Linked DNA regions of Mus musculus: region 1 is linked to region 2. Evidence: chromatin loops called from intact Hi-C (ENCODE). Cell type or tissue: heart. All regions are shown on one strand. Links, peaks and the distances in the headings refer to the core of each region. The heading gives the core; the rest is flanking DNA. Region 1 overlaps Lipc (lipase, hepatic). Region 2 overlaps Lipc (lipase, hepatic).

Evidence for each region. Hi-C counts contacts between places; a loop is a spot of excess contacts. Peaks named below come from ENCODE experiments on the same cell type or tissue, not always from the same donor. Only the 100,000 strongest peaks of a DNase experiment are listed, where the experiment ranks them.
Region 1: it touches region 2 in a loop (3-fold over the local background); 4 of 42 quality-filtered maps call a loop at or near these places.

The regions. Positions count from the first base shown.
Region 1 is chr9:70,839,675-70,842,587 of GRCm38, reverse strand. The region is part of intron 1 of Lipc (lipase, hepatic); the gene reads left to right. Among named protein-coding and RNA genes, the nearest start is that of Gm32017, 73 kb to the left of the region's middle. In heart, for the core only: no CTCF peak of the experiment used is centred there; a DNase peak (open chromatin) is centred at 1,407; H3K4me3 peaks cover 504 bases; H3K27ac peaks cover 2,244 bases.
Region 2 is chr9:70,890,382-70,893,294 of GRCm38, reverse strand. All of the region lies in intron 1 of Lipc (lipase, hepatic), which reads left to right. Among named protein-coding and RNA genes, the nearest start is that of Gm32017, 22 kb to the left of the region's middle. In heart, for the core only: no CTCF peak of the experiment used is centred there; a DNase peak (open chromatin) is centred at 1,654; H3K27ac peaks cover 1,823 bases.

The DNA.
Region 1 (2,913 bases), core at 230-2,729, 51 kb after region 2:
ACTTCCTGATGATGACTCATGCTCAGGGTTTCCCAACAACAATGTTACTGAGATGCGAGGCTGCATCACTCTTTAGTGGAAGGGGAGGCCTGTTCTTAGCATGACCTCAGACCTCTGCCCACTAGAAGCAAATAGCACTCCACATGCCCCCACCCCTAAGTGTTTAACAACTGAAAAGTACTTCCAGAAATAGCTGGCATGTGGCTCAGTGGGTAGAGTGCTTGCCTAGCATGAACAAAGCACTGGGCTCTAGCTCCAGCGCTGTATAAATAGGGCGTGTTCTTGCAAACCTGTAATCCAACACTCTAAGGTAGATAGATGCAGGAGGATTAGAAGTTGATGGTTACCTTCTGCTATATAGCAAGTTTGAAGCCAGACTGAGAAACTCAAAACCCTGTCTCCAAAATAATAATATTAATTTTTAAGTCCTCAGATAATGCTATGAAAGCAACCAGGATAGTAAGGAAGAAACAAACGCCCCCATCTGGGTGAAACTGGTTTGAGTGTGAGCTCCTGTTCTGGAGATGATTCTAGTTCATTTGGAGGTTAATGATGGGGCAGAGCAGACAGGAAGTGAGTCGTTAAAGGAACCTCACTGCCAGGCATAGGAAGGTTGATTCCAGAGAATGCTGTCCAGGAATCTGAGAGAGCACAGTGAAGAGGTTGGCTCTGTTGTACAAAGGAACAAAGTCAGAAAAGGAACTTGTCTTTTTGCCACCAGTCTGGGCCCAGGGAACTCAGCAGCAGGAAAGGAAGAAATGTAAAGCCCAGGCCATGATCTAAAAAGCCCTCTCTTTTCAGCCCATCTCTCAGCCTGCTCCATCTATGACTGCTGCACCCACCGCCCCACCCTAGCCACTCTGAAGGTGTTGGTGCCGGAAGGCAGCCTAGGACTCACCAATGCGGCAAGGTTCAGGCTGTATACATACAACATCTTACATGAGCATCACAAGGTGTTGGGTAAAACAGCCAGACACAAAAGACCTACTGTGTGACTCTATTGACACAAAGTTGAAGAACAGAAGAAACACATTCCCATTGATAGGAGGAAGTGGTGGTTTTGGGTGCTGGTATTGCTAGAGACGACTGAGGGCATCCTCTGGGTATGGAGACCTCTGTCGCGATCCTGAAGGAGGCTTGTGAATGGGTAGAAATCCACAGAGCTATACATTTAGGATGGTCATACCTTCCTGTATGTTTCTATAAATAAGCTCTATCCCCTTAAAAATGAATGTTGACTCTGGAACCAAGTGGGTGTGGATTCCAGCCCTGCAGGTGATTCTGGCTAAGTCAGAATTTTTCTAAGAGGCTAGATGACCAGGGCAGTCCAGACAGGAAGTGCACAGTGAGTACAAATAGCGCTGTACTTAAAGGAACCACAGACACTGCCAGACACAGGACACAGTGTCTGTGTGAGGCACAGGATGTCTTAACGTAGGCTCCTCTGTTGCCCCAGGCACTGAGACAGGCCTGACAGCCATTAGCCTCTCTCTCCTCTACTTTCTCTGGCTTTGGGAGCCGTGCTCAGGCGCCACCTCTATTTGCCGAGTTCTTTATCAGTGGATAGAATATTTACAGAGTACAGCAGTGTTGATTACACAGTTCATTTTACTGGAGACTGGGGGATTGCACTGTCTCCTCCTGAGTTATTCTTGGCACGGCAGCATTTGCTCCCAGTATGCATTTCTTTACATCTGAAGTTCTCTCTCTCTCTCTCTCTCTCTCACCTCAGTGACACAGAGCAGATAGACTTCATGCTGTCTTCACCGTCGCTAGCCCCTTGATCTCTTTTATTCTTCTCTTTAGAAACTGGTTGATTCTGAAACAAACAAGCAGGAGTATGGATTCTAGCTCCAGCATCCCCTAACAGAGTTGGTAGACGTGTGTTTCACCTTTGCACATCCCTGTTCAGGGCAGGCTGTGGGTTTTGTTTGTTTCACTTTTTTTTTTCAGGGGTGGATGATGCGTGTACCACACAGTGCTTTTGTGGGGGGGTGGGGGGGGGTCAGGGTACAACTTGTAAGAGTTTGTTTTCTCCTTCCACCATGGATGTCCCAGGGATCAAATTCAGGATCAGGCTTGGGAGCAGGCACCCGAGTCATCTTACTCCACCTGCTTTGGTTTATCATATTTTATTTATTTAAGGGGAGTATCTGTGTGTAGAGTTGTGCGTTTGAACCTATATTGGCCATGGAAGCCTTTCTACAAGCAGACTCTCTGGCAGAAAATACTAGAATGCAAAGTCAATAACACTTGGGTTGACCATGTGTGCAGTTTGGGAACCTGCCCTCTCACTCCTGTGTCCCCTCCTCATTCCCACAGCAGACCCTAGACGATTTGCACAGGCTCTTGGGCATGGGCACTAAACCCAGTCATTGCAAGCCACTGCATTTGACCGTTTAACCAATTATTTCCTGGCCACCTAAGGCATGGCTTTCAAGGGCTCTCGTCCTATTTATTCCATGGATTTTAACCAAAAGACCCTCAGTAGATGGCATGTATTTGCACAGAAAATATTGAGCCATCACGCCTAGGGGAAGAGAACACAGCAGAAGGGGAGTGGGTTCAGAACAGCAGACCATGTGTCTCCTGTCATCCTGGAACATCACATGGACACCAAGGGTTTCAAGAAGCTCTTCAGGACAGGGGCACAAAGAAAGCTGCCCATAGACAGAACTTCTTCCCAAACCCAGAAATGCTAAATAAAGGAATGCAGAGACTGGGGCAGTTTGCACTGAAGACATTGTGTCTGAGAGTCTCCGCCTGGTATTGGTCCCCTAAAGCAGCTTCCTTCTTAAAACTTCTCTCTGGCCAGCAGGCAGCCATGTTAAAGTCACTTAGCACAGCCCCAAATCCACACAGCTGCAAAGACCCTTATTCCACATTACCCCTATTGATAGTTCCAGAGACAGT
Region 2 (2,913 bases), core at 276-2,775:
GCCCTCAACCTGCTGGGATTACAAGCATGTACCAATGTATCCAGCCTTCCAAACCATTTAAACTAAAGATCATGTTGATTTCCAGAAAATGGCACCCCTACTGGCCCAGGGAGACAGACTGGGCTGTTGGGGCTGCCTCATTTGCCATTCACCAAGGAGATGGACAGAGAAGGCAATGGGGGGCTTCCAGAACTGTTCCTAGAGTCCTTGTCCACTTAAAGCCCAGAGTAAAGACCTTTGAAAGACTCCGTGGAGGAGGTGGCCTTGCCCTCTAGGAAAAGTGGGACCAGTAGATTCTGATCAGTGAGAAGGGGGGTCCTGGGGGGGAGCAGGAACGGGAGGAGGAGGAGCAAGCTCTCCCCAAAAACTCTTTCCAAAACAGAGAGGTCGAGAACATGGACGCCTGGCTGAGCCAAGACTCCCCAGCAAACGTCAAGCTTCCTGGCTTGCTACTACAGTGCTTTTGAGCAGTTTGAACCCTAAAGATAAGGCCCCACTCAGCACACACCCCAGCCTTTAGTCCTTTACTGAAGACATCTAACTTAGAGGTGAGATGTACAACAGCCATACATTGAAAATATAAATAGATCCTTACGATGACTTAAATTCTAAAAATCAGGACAGTTGAGTGCCAGACACAGGGTTCTGTTATTTGTTTGTTCCATTTAATGCATTTACCTTTTAGCTTATTAATGTATTTCCTGTCCTTGTTACAACAGTCCTATGAGGTTTACAATGAAAGAAACGGAGGTTTAAAGCCTTTTAGTTACTTACTAGTCGATGGGTGTAATTGTAACTCTTCTTGTCGTTTGACAAACTATATGAGAAGAGCAGCTTAGGAGAGGAAGGGTTTACTGTGGCTCCCAGCTGAGGGTTCAAGTTCATGACTAGAAGGTAAGGGAGGCAGGAGTAGAAAGCAGATGGTTACGTGGCATCCACAGTCAGGAAGCCCCAAGGATAAGCGATGGTGCTCAGCACTCCTGTTTTTCAGTCCAGAATCCCATCTCATGGGATGGTGCTACCCTCGTTTAGGGTGGGTCTCCCCACTTCAAGACGTGTCTGCTAGGTGTGTCTCCCAGGCGATTCTACATCCTATCAAATGGATGGTCAATATTAAGCTTTGTCTTGGAGAAGCCATGATTCAAACCCAGGTATGTTTGAGTACCAGGGCGTAGTTTTCAGTGTGGTTTTGGCTACAGTGTGCATGTTTCAGGTGACTTTGAAACTACCTCTCTGTCTGAGCTAGACAACTGAGGAAGGCAGAAAGGGGAGCAAACAGAAGGATCTTCTTCATGGACCACCCTGATCAGGCCTGGCCCCTGAGGGCTGATTGGCTCAGACCCAGGAAGGTGTGAGACCTGTGCTTCTGTTTCCTGCACTCATGCTGCTGGGGTGATTTCACAGCCAGAGAAAGGCAGGGGGAAACGGAAGAGAAGTCAAAGATGTGCCAGGGAACCAGAAAGGAGCTTCAGGAAATGCTTTATCTAAAAATATGCCAGTTCTGAAAGAAAAACAGTCATTAGAGGGTGTGAGAAGCCCCCACGGTGAGGAAAAGCAAAACAGTTAGATTCACGGGGAGGCCAGTGGAACAACAGAGAGACCCATTACCCACCCACTTCCTGTGCCATTAGCCAGGCGAGCAGACAAAATGACAACCCACAGACAGCGCTCCAGGGGAAGTGTCTGAGGACAGCCTCAGAAGACGCAGCAGGGAGGTGGGAGGGGAAGAGACTGTTCCAGATATCCAGATAATAGTTTTTTCACATCAGCTGGTCCAGCTACAGTTTTGGCTAACGTTTCCTGTGTAGTGGCTACATGCCATTATCTCATGCTAGCCTTTCAAGGACAAGGAGAAGGAAAGGGAACCTGTAGGGTCGAGTGGTTTGTCCAAGGCCACACAGCTGCTAAGAGACAAAGACCAGACTCTACCCTAGATTCCTTGACCTTACTCGAAGTCTAACAGACCTAACAGCTCCAACAAGATCAAAAGGCCTGACTGTCCTCAACCGTGAAGGTCAAGCCCATTCACTTCAACTTTCCAGGCAGGTTACAGGGATTTTACAGTCTTTTTGTTCCAATTTAAAGTCTTTTTAAAAGATAGATTTATTTACTTGTGTGTGTGTGTGTGTGTGTGTGTGTGTGTGTGTGTGTGTGTGTGTATTCACCTATGTGCGCCCATCTATGTATGCAGATACGTATACATGGAGGTCAAAAGAGAGTTAAGAGTCAGTTCCCCCCATTCCTTCGAGGCAGAGTCTCTCCCTGAACCAGACACTTGAAGTTTTCCTGCCAATCTGGAAGCCAGCCAGCCGAGTTATCCTCTTGTCTCCTCCCTGCACTGGAGCTGGGGTTACTGCTGTTAGCAAGGACAGCCAGCCTGTTATGTGGGAGCTGGGATCCTCACGATTGGAGAGCGAATGTTCTCTACGCCTGAGCCCCAGGTTTTGCATTCTTTGTCTTGTCTTGTTTGAAGTCAATCTGGTAAAAGAACTTGCTGGTTTTTATTAGTGACTGGTCAGCCCTCACAGGTTGCTTCTCCATAAGACAAGCTGAAATGCAGATACAGCAAGTGAGCCTGTGTCTGCTGGAATTGTCAGAGGCTGAAGCAGGAGACCAAGAACCATGGGTGGAGGGAGAGGGGGCAGTTCCACTAGAAGGATCCAGCCATTGAGGACAGCGAAGGTTTCATGTGGCTCCTGATTGGCTTCTACCACCCTCAGCGCAGGCATTTTGTTGACAAAGCAAAGATACCTTTACCTTGAGCCCAAATCCAGCTCCTTTGACTCTGCAAGGAAGGGCTAATGTTTCTGCCCTCTGAAGCTCTGATAACTGTGTCTCTGAAGTAAACTGACAGGAGACAGAAAAAACAAAAGGCACGCAGATTTCTGCCACACACAGTGACATTACAGCAAG